Regions from separate parts of the Homo sapiens genome. Here region 2 is linked to region 1. A link is an interaction called in ENCODE POLR2A ChIA-PET data of the cell type or tissue named here. Cell type or tissue: A673. All regions are shown on one strand. Links, peaks and the distances in the headings refer to the core of each region. The heading gives the core; the rest is flanking DNA. Region 1 overlaps CHN1 (chimerin 1). Region 2 holds the start of HOXD3 (homeobox D3).

The links. ChIA-PET counts read pairs that join two places held together with the same protein. Peaks named below come from ENCODE experiments on the same cell type or tissue, not always from the same donor. Only the 100,000 strongest peaks of a DNase experiment are listed, where the experiment ranks them.
Region 2: POLR2A ChIA-PET joins it to region 1 with 6 read pairs; 2 of 35 experiments call an interaction of 5 or more read pairs at or near these places.

Annotation. Positions count from the first base shown.
Region 1 is chr2:174,819,837-174,825,212 of GRCh38, reverse strand. CHN1 (chimerin 1) reads left to right here. Exons shown (of 13, transcript NM_001822.7): 8 at 695-779. Among named protein-coding and RNA genes, the nearest start is that of CHRNA1, 58 kb to the right of the region's middle. In A673, for the core only: no CTCF peak of the experiment used is centred there; no DNase peak of the experiment used is centred there.
Region 2 is chr2:176,156,881-176,162,256 of GRCh38, reverse strand. HOXD3 (homeobox D3) reads right to left here and starts at 4,950. Exons shown (of 4, transcript NM_006898.5): 1 at 4,805-4,950. In A673, for the core only: no CTCF peak of the experiment used is centred there; DNase peaks (open chromatin) are centred at 3,226, 4,006, 4,346 and 4,975; H3K4me3 peaks cover 1,584 bases; H3K27ac peaks cover 2,466 bases.

The DNA of each region.
Region 1 (5,376 bases), core at 323-5,322:
CCTAACAGGACCCAAGACATACTCTATATGGGCACTCATGCCTTTTCATGTCATAGTACTGTAGAAATAGCATAGTACATAGAAATGCCAGTATTTGTATAGATTAGGGTGCCTGCACCTGAGGGGACATTGGAAAACTCCATTATATAGTTTTCGAAAGTAAGTTACAGAATATTGGTCTGATTTATCATTCCTAAAACAAAGAAGAAATCAAGCTCTGAAAAAAATGTTAACTGCTTGTCAGTTTCACTCAACCAAGGTTCTTTTAAATGCAGCCATGTTGGCGCTTCATTACTAACCATGGGCTGGGTGCAGTGGCTCACACCTGTAATCCCAGCACTTTGGGAGGCCAAGGCAGGCAGATGCTTGAGCTCAGAAGTTCAAGACTAGCCTGAGCAACATGGTAAAACCCTGTCTCTACAAAAAATACAAAAATTATCTGGGTGTGGTCGTGTGTGCCTGTAGTCCCAGCTACTCAGGAGGCTGAGGTGGGAGGATCACTTGAGGGAGGCCTCAGTGAGCTGTGATACACCACTGCACTCCAGCCTGGGCAACAGTGAGACCCCATTTCTCTTTCTCTCATATATATATATATATAGAATATGTGGCTTGTATATTAGTGCTTTGATATGAAGCAGTCTTCTCATCCGTGTGTTTCCCCTTTCCTGACTTTGCCCCTCTTTTTTTTTTTCAGGTGCATACATTCAGAGGGCCACACTGGTGTGAATACTGTGCCAACTTTATGTGGGGTCTCATTGCTCAGGGAGTGAAATGTGCAGGTAAGAGCTCTTGTCTTGTCTCTGGATTGAGTCAGTTGTGAAGTTATAAGAGGTGAGGTAGAAGGAGACTTGTTGTTATGCATATCCAGTAGGCTGGATCCTGGTTTGGTCTTATGCACATGCAGTAGGCCAGATTCTCAGGCAGCCACTTTGGAAATTTGATATTTTATCTGCTCTTAACCTTCTGGCACTTGATGGACAGCACACTAGGGATCTGGCATTAGTCCACTGAAAAGAGAGAAGTCAGCTTGTTCAAAAAGTCTGATAAAAGGAGATAAAAGTAAGGCAGTTATATTTAATACTTGCCTTTGATGTTGCAGTAACTAAATTTATAAAAATGATTTTTTTAAAGCAATGTACAGGGACCTATGATTGTTGCCTTGGAAACTGAATTTTAAAGATAACTTGTTAAGCTGGATTGTCCTTACTAAATTTTTGTGAAATCAAATTGAAGCTTTAAAAATCTGTGAATTCATCTTCAAAGATGGTTACCAAATTCTGAAAAACCACTTAGTCACTAATATTTTCTGTGTGATGTTTTGAAATCAAATACATCAAATACTTTTTGTAAAATATGACCATGAATATTTAGATACAAATTTAGAAACCAAAAGATTTACACATACAGAAATAGCCAACACAAGGATGTATTTGAGATACTTTGTGAAATAAAGTACTTATGTATATCACGTGAAATCCATTTGTATAGAGCAACTATACTGAATACTGGCCATTTATCCAAACTACTTTAAATTCTTTTTTTTTTTTTCTGAGACAGAGTCTCACTCTGTCTCCCAGGCTGGAGTGCAGTAGCGCGATCTCGGCTCACTGCAAGCTCCGCCTCCCAGGTTCAGGCCATTCTCCTGCCTCAGCCTCCCGAGTAGCTGGGACTACAGGTGCCCGCCACCACACCCAGCTAATTTTTTGTATTTTTAGTAGAGACGGGGTTTCACCATGTTAGCCAGGATGGTCTCGATCTCCTGACCTCGTGATCCACCCGCCTCAGCCTCCCAAAGTGCTGGGATTACAGGCGTGAGCCACCGCACCCAGCCCAAACTACTCTAAATTCTGACATAGGCTTAAAAATAATCATGTAAATTTTAAATGTCTATTATTTGGTCATAAAAGTTTCCTTCTGCCATTTAATTTGTAAAACTAAAAAATATCTTCTTACATGTCTTTTAGCATGAAGCTTTACACTAAAAAATATACTAAGTAAAGTATTTCAAAATGGTAACTATAGTAACTGTCAGATTTATCGCTATAAACATCATTTCTTTTGTGGCATGATTTTTAAATGGAATATTTTTGTTGTCCATTATGTGCAGAAATTTCTGGGGTCTGATTCTTATTTCTAAATTGCATTTCCTTTGAATAGCAAGATATAGTATGTATTGCATGGAAATGTTCCAAGTCGCTCTTCTTTCAGTTATTATTCCCTTAGTATCACTAAAATGTAATAAGGTTCCAGGCATATATCACCATTCAAGGACCTTCCTGCCACAGGAAGTGGGATAAGAATCCTACACGTGTGGACTTGGAGCTGTGCAAAGGTGTTCGTCAGGGAGCGCCTCAGCTCAGAGTCGAAGCTCAGAGTGAATGAGGAAAGCCTTGCTGTGGCTGGTGGTTATCCAGAGTTGGGATGAAGAAGGCCATGGTTGTGCCTTTGCACTGGAGGGAAACAGTAGAATGGAAAGTGTTGATAAAGTGGAGGTATTGAGGCAGTGTGCATTGCAGTTTCACAAAGGCAGATGGAATACTCTTTCCAAAGCACAAATTGCCTGCTCGAGAACAATGGTCTCAATGAGCCCAGTTTGCCTTTATGAGACAGTCTTGTCCAGCTGATACTCTGCAATAGTTTTTTAAATGTTTTATGACTGTCACAAACTTAAAAGCTTTTCTTTCATGAGTAAGGGTGTATATTGTTTCCATTTTGAAAAAGTGAAGCCCATCTACATAAGAATTCTTAACTATTAATAGAGAATAGGTACAGCACCTATGAATAATCTTTGGGAATACGCTACAACCCCAATCATGTTGGAAAGAAATGTTTTGGAACATTTATCATGTCAATAATATGGGGGAAAGGAGAAAGAATTCATCCCCATCTCCACAGCCACCCACATTAATAGCCTCTACCTCTTATTGTGAGTAAAGGTCAGGAATTGAAAGAAAAGCCTTGAGGAGATTTTTCATTTTATGTTATATCTTGTCCTTAAAAGCATTATATTCAGTGTGATTTGAACCATATTAATGTGTAATACAAGCACAAGTCAACTCATTTTGAAAACACGGAGGGTTGGAATTTGAATTCATTCTGTTTTCTATGACAACTAATTATATTTGGATTGACAGTGAGATTCTTAGGTCTGAAGTGGCTTTGAGGCTCATCTGGCCTTTGACTATCTAAATCCAAACGCAAAGAATTGAGAATTTAAAGAGAGAGTGCACACTAGCTGTGATAAGCTGAAAAATAGCTCCCCAGAGATGTCCGCTTCTAATTCCCAGAACAACATTCCTTGTTCCTTTCATGGCACGAAGAATGTTGCAGATGTCATTTAAATTAAGGATATTGAGATGGGGAGTTTTGGGTTGCTATGACAAAATACCACAGACTGGGTAATTTGTAAATAACAGAAATTTATTTCTCACAGTTCTGGAGGCCAGGAAGTCCAAGATCAAGCTGGCAGCAGGTTCAGTGTCTGGTAAGGGTCCAACTCTGCTTCCAAGATGGCGCCTGGAAAGCTATGTCCTCCAGAGGGGAGGTGCCTACAATGCAGTGTCCTCATGATTTGGCAGAAGAGTATAAAAGGGGCCAACTCCCTCTGTCAAGCCCCTTTATAAGAGCGCCTAATCCCATTCACAGGGGAGGCGCCCTCATAAGCTAATCATCTCTGAAAGGTCCCTTCTCTTAATACTCTCACATTAGCAACACCTGAATTTTTGAGGGGACACTTTCAAACCACAGCAGGGAAAGTACCCTAGATTGTCAAGGGAGGCCTAGTATAATCACAATCATAATGGCCCTTATAAAAGGGAGGCGAGAGGTTGATAGAGAAAGATGATATAAGGACAGAAGCAGAGGTCAGAGGGAAGAGAAGATGCTATGCTGCTGGCTTTGAAGACAGAGGAAGGAGCCAGAAGCCAAGGAATGCAGGTGGTCTTTGGAAACTGGAAAAGGCAAGGAAAGAAGTGGATTCTCCCCTAAGCCTCCAGAAGAAATGCAGACCCGCTAACACCTGATTTTAGCCCAGTGAAAGTGATTTTGAACTTCTGACCTCCAGAATTTAAGATAATATATGCTTGATGTTTCAAGCCAGGAGTTTGTGGTATTAATAATTTGTTATAGCAGCAATTGTAAACTAATGCACTAACCACTAAACACTAAAGGTATTCTTTCCAAAGAAAAATGGTGGGCTGTCAGAAAAGAAATGTATTTATCTGCCTTTGATTCCTGAGACAGCTTGCTTTGTTCTGCCTTCTTTTTTCAAAATCCACCGAGGCAAAAGAGAGCTTGTCAGGAATGTTTAAATGTTTAAAGCTGCTTTAAATGCCAAAAGCAGCAATTTTGTGTCCCTCGCCACAGCCCTTTTTTAAACATCATGTAAAGGTATTGGGTGATGTTCCAACCACCAGGCTGGCAAAGTTGCTGTAGGAGTCGGACTAAATCCAGCTAATACCAGGCAAGCCGTCCCTTCAGGACTGAAAGTGCTGGCTTGCTGCTAAGCACACCGCAGCGATGAGGACAACTGAGGGAGCAGCAGGGACCATCCTGAGAATGCTAATCATTACATTACACGGGCTATTCAAAACCACGCAGTGCAAGGTGACATTGCAGGCATTGCAAAGTCTCACCCACCAAAGTCACCCTTCCTCTAGCCTCCTTTGAAGTGAAGAAAGTGATGTTGCAAGGGCATAGCTAACTGCAGATTGGGAATGGTGCTCCTCCGGCTAGAATATTTATGACCCAAGTAGGTAACCTTTAAAAATCACATGAAAAAATGCTCATCATCACTGGCCATCAGAGAAATGCAAATCAAAACCACAATGAGATACCATCTCATACCAGTTAGAATGGCAATCAGTAAAAAGTCAGGAAACAACAGGTGCTGGAGAGGATGTGGAGAAATAGGAACACTTTTACACTGTTGGTGGGACTGTAAACTAGTTCAACCATTGTAGAAGTCAGTGTGGTGATTCCTTAGGGATCTAGAACTAGAAATACCATTTGACCCAGCCATCCCATTACTGGGTATATACCCAAAGGATTATAAATCATGCTGCTATAAAGACACATGCACACGTATGTTTATTGTGGCACTATTCACAATAGCAAAGAGTTGGAACCAACCCAAATGTCCAACAATGATTGATAGACTGGATTAAGAAAATGTGGCACATATACACCATGGAATACTATGCAGCCATAAAAAATAATGAGTTCATGTCCTTTGTAGGGACATGGATGAAATTGGAAATCATCATTCTCAGTAAACTATCGCAAGGACAAAAAACCAAACACTGCATGTTCTCACTCATAGATGGGAATTGAACAATGAGAACACATGGACACAGGAAGGGGAACATCACACTCTGG
Region 2 (5,376 bases), core at 304-5,303, 1.3 Mb before region 1:
GATTCAGCTGACTAAGCTGGCAGGCGCGCAGCTTCAAGGCAGCTAGCAAAGAAAAATGTCCAGCGACTTTCAGTTCTGATGAAGCCAAGCGCAGGAGATTGACAAAACAACTTTACTGCTCTCTTATGATGGCGAAGCCCCTGGAAGTCGGTTCCTCTCCTGCTAGGGCCTGTCCCAACCTAAGCTAAGGGAATGCTCCTTGCTTTTGAGGTTCTTTCCCCATAAAGGTCCGGTTGGGTCTGGCCCAGTGGCATTACCACGAGCATGGAACCACTCACTGGAGCTCCTGGAGCTGCTCACTCCATCCCTGGCACGGAAAGACCCGGGATGGGTTGTCTTCTCCTCTCCCAGCCAGTAGCCACAGGGAGCAAGTAAACAAAAGGAGAGATGGGATTCGTGAACCAATATATGATTTAGCTTTCATTCAGGGTTCTTTGGGGAGAAGGACCTAGAAACACTAAACCTTTTCTCTGCCACTACGGCAATCAAAAGCCTGGATTGGTAAAGGGAAATGTGGAGGAACCTCCCAAACTCTTCTGGGTAGTTTGGAGGTTCTCTCAAATTTTGGGAGGAAAAGCTCAGTAGCGTTTTAATCTCCCAAGAAAAAATTAAGCCAACAGCAAGAGGTAAAGGCTGTGTGTGGAGCTCGCTACCGGAACAATGCAGGGAGCTGGCTGACCACCGAGTTTATTTTAAATACATATAAATCAACCCGCCTGCACCCAGCCCGGCAGCTCAAGACACAGAATTAATATGACGCTCCATCTTACTTTGGCAGTAAAGTGTAAAAAAGTTTTAATTTCTTTTTCAGCCCATTCTCCTAAGTGCACATTTAGCCCCCAAATATTTCCTCCAGCACTCAATCCCCTCACCAGATCCCCTCCTTAAACTGCTACTACCACCCCCAATGCTGCCGGCCACCCTCCAAGCCTGGCAAGGTAGTGTCCTCCTAACCCTTTGGTAGGCGGGGAACGTCCCCACAAAGCGCGCCTTGTTACGATTAATCACCGTCCTCCATGTATATGTAGCAGTGTATCTAGGTCTACGCGGGCTGCCTCACCAATTGGCAATAATCAAGATCACAGATTACACAAAATAAATCATATTTAATATCCCGCTCAGGGCGGCAAGCAGCCCCGTGCCCAAAGATTTCCATTTTGTCATGCAATTGCTTACCTGGATCCCAATTTATCATAAACCTGGTGTCCTCGGCCTCAGAGTGGGCGCCAGTGGGGGGCAGAGCTAGCCTTCCCCCTTTGTCTGCAGACAACACTGTCCCAACCCTGGTCTTGCGCGCTCGCAGACACGGCCATATACTCGAGCACACGGAATTCCCGGTAGAACGGAACCAGGCTGAGGTTCAACTACCAATAAACGCAGGAGGAACGAGTTCGTAGTCCCCGAGCTGGCTTCGCCTGCGCTGCGCGCCCATCGGTCCACCCGCCCGCCCGTCCGCTCTCGGGCCCAGAGCGGCAGCCACCCGCGCCCCCACCCACTCCTGGGTTTCTGCCCAGCCCTCCCAGGCCCCCCAGAGCTTGGGATTTGTTTTGCTTGCGGAACGTGGTCGTTTCTGGATTTGGAGAGAGCCCCGGAAACCCCCTCATAGTCGGGAAATACAGACGCTGCCTTCAAATGCAAGCATATTTGTTCACGTGACCCCGAGGGAAGCTTGTACTGATTGAGGCTGAAACTTTCACGCCACCCAGTCCCGGAGCGCAGCCAAGCCTGGGGGCTGGAAGGAAGGGCGCAGGAGGCTTGGGACCTGGGCCCCATTCCTGGGGCAGACGCGGATGGGTGTGGGGCGGAAGGAAAGAACACATTTTCGCAGCTCCGGGCCGACTCAGTCTTGGCCTGGCCGCCCTCAGTGGGTTGGGGGCGTTGAGAGTCTCTCCCCACAACGACCTCTGACCCTGGCTGGGCCTTCCGCCAGACTGGTCCGGGAGCTGGAAATTTTAGAAACTGCCTCTCTTAGAAGCGTCTCTGGAGACTGCCGTGGAGCAGCAGAGGCTGAGGGTACCCCTAGCTTCCCGGGCCCGCGGAGTACTCCGCAGCCTCATGCACCCCGGCAAGGCGGCCTCCCCGCCGCGGAGGCCGACGCCCAGCTCCTCCCAGGGCGAGGACCCGCTCCGGCCCAAAGGTGGAAGCCGCGACTCTCAGCTCTGGCCAGTCACCTCAGAAAACCCCGCCACCACCACCATTCCGTGGCTCGTTCCGCGGACTCAGCAGCCGAGTCACCGCCACTTCTGAGACAGAAAAGGCGCGTAGCAGGCGACCCGGACCCAGAGCGACCTCCCCTCTCTGATCCCTGAGCACCCCAACCTGGTCCTTCGAGGCCTGGAGCCGCCTAGGCGCTGAGCCACTGCCCGCCGTGATCTGTGCGACTCCAGGTCTGGGCAGGACCCGCAGATCCCACAGGCCCAGCAACCGCCAAGCCGCGACTTCCCGCTTCCTGCGGCGCCTCCAGGAAGGCGAGGAGGACTGCGCAATGAGTCCTGGCTGGGCTAACCTGGGGGACAATGAAACTTATATTTTAGAAATATTAAACCAAGACAGATTCCCACCACTCTCCGAGTGGCTGGTGGGAATGATTCTGCAATGTGGGAAAAAAGAATTAAGCGTGCCAGCGCCAGCAGCGGACCTCCTGGCCTGTAATGAGCGCCCAAGACCCTCCCCCAGCCGGGGCCACACTCGGGAATCCCGCACCACGGGGAACTCTCCACCCTGTCCCCGAAGTTTTGGTTTCGTTGCCAGCTCTGCTCAGCGGCATCAGGCACAGTGAAATGCTCTGTTGCTGATTGCAGGGTCTGAGACCGGTGAAAGTGCCCAGCAGCCATAGAAGAGCCCCAGAGGAGTGGGTAAGGTCCACCGCATCCCCACTCCAGAGGCGCAGGAATGTCCTGGAGGCCCGAGCCCCCAGAACCGTCTACGAGCCCATCCTTTTGTTCACCTGGCCGGGCCTGGCCAGAGGCCCACTCGGGGCGTCTCTCGAAGCCGGATCGTGGGTGACCCCAGCCCACCCCCACCCGGAGGACCCCGCCCCCTAGCCTCTTGCCAGAGGCCGACCTGACGGCCAGCAGCAAGTGTTAATCCCCAGCCAAAGAGGGGGGCTGCTTTGCGGGAATTTGTCTCCAGGAAAGGATCTAAGCCTTCTTCAATCGGAGCATATGTTCATAGAGCAATAAACCGGAAAGATTTACAGTCCTCGCCCGGCCCCCAACAGTCTCGCACCCTTTCAGGAATTACTTACGATGATTTATCACACCAACCCGGGCAATTGTCACACTGATAAAATAGCCCGGGCCAGTGCCCGCCAAGCCGGGGCCTTGGGAGGCTGTTGGCTGCCGGGCTGCCAGCAGGGCTGGGGAAGCTTTTTGTGGGTTCCTCTCTGGGCCTACAAGGGGATATCTAGGTGGGTTGGAGTGGGTTGGAGTGGGGGGGGTGGGAGGGGAGACGATTCTCATTGAGAAAAATGCAAGCAGCTCAGAGAAAGCGCCTGGAATCTGCGCCCGAGTCACTCGCAAAGCACATAAACATTTGTCATCTTTGAATAATTGAATTAATGTGTTATTGTTTGAATGTATAATTCATAATGGGGGAAACTTTGTTTCTGTCCTGACGGGGAAATATACACACACCAAAAAATAAATGAAAACACACACACACACAAACACACACGCACACATAATCCCAAAACAACCACCACGCGCAGCCAGCCCCTGCTCGCTGAAATCATTCTGAAAGCCAATGGAGGTATCTCACAGCAACAAGAGGGAAGGAGGCGAATGAAGAGGCGCCCGGGTCGGAGCTGCAAGCTGGAAGAAAAGAATGCTCGCTACTGCCCCAGCCCACGACCCTGGCAAGCTGGGGATGGGGTGGAACGGAGCGGAGTGGCTCTTAGGACACCCAATTTTCTTGGAGTGCCGGTGAAAAAAGGCAGAAACGGGAGCGAGCAGAGAAACAGCCTTCTGCAGCCCGCACTGGCCTCTCCCCCATCCTCCTTTCCCCAGGCTTCCCGTCGCCCCGGGGTCTCCCACTCGGGCTGCAGGGACTTCTTCTCGCGTTTATTTTAGCTCTTCCAAAATAGAAATAAAAAATACAAACACAAAAATAAACGGGAAAGAAGAAGAAACTCGCTGGGGTGACAGAGGCAGCAGAACTTGGGTGGGGAGAGAGGAGCGGGGGGAGAGGCAACTCGGAAATCATTATCTGTTGGTTAAAACCTGCCTGGGGTAAAATTTCAACTCGATTTTATAGCCTTCTATTATGACGCAAAGAAAAATTTACGACCCTCGCTTGAAAAGAGGGCCAGGGCCTTTTCTCACCGGTTTAAGAATAGGCGGCAGATGCCGTGACAGCGACCATTGTTCCTGGTAGACACAGGCGACCAGGCAACCTCGGCCCGCGTGCGCCAGGCGCGTCCGCCAGCCGGGCCGGTTTTTTACAACTCCTGTTGTCTTGGAGCAGCCCGCGTGCACCTCGCCCCTCACCCCTCGCCCCCTGGCACCCTAGCGCCTCGCACACACACCCTCTCCCTATCTCTGTCTCTGTCTCTGTCTCTCCCTCTCTCACACACACAAGCGCGCGCGCGGACGCACGCACACACACACACACTCGGCCGCTCTCAGTAATTTTTCATAAGTGCAAAGCTTTGCTGAACCAAAGGTCACCATCCAAGCCACTAACAACTTCTCGCCGGCGCGCAGTTCCAAATCAGGAAGCAAAGGGAACTATTTGTCAGCGGCCGTGACAGCTAAGTTCATTAAGGATTTAAATCTGATGAAATAAAAGTTGCCAAAATATTTACCTGCGGCCGCGCTCCCGCGCCCGCCGGGGGCCGGGGGTGGAGGGCCGGGGGCACCGCGCGGCCCCCCTGGACGGGTGATATTCTTGGGATCCCTGCACTTTCCAAGTCGGAGAGAGCCCTTTGCGTGGCAGATTAATGACGACTCCGTGTTTCTTAAGGGACGTGCTGAATTAATTATTTCGCCAATCACGTGGTCGGGACTTGTAGAAATCTATTCTTATCATCTTCCTCGCACTTAGAAAATTCTCCGGGTTATGAAAGGCCCTCCCCCGGCTGCCAGCGAGCCCCGGCCGCCCAGCCCGGCGCGGGGGGCAGGGAGGGCTCCCCAACATGGCGGGCAGGCGGGCGGGAAGCGCCGTCCGCCGAGGGTCCCGATTTACTGTACTCTATACTCAGCGGGCTCTGCTATGGACTCGCTTCCTCCTCATCCCTGCCCGCGATTCAATACACACAACGGTATTGATGTATTGGTGGGCACGGGAGGAGCCATTAAGCAGAAGACGGGCAGAGGACAATCATAAAATGTGTCTGAATATTTAAACTTCTGCCTGCGCACTTATAAATACACATGT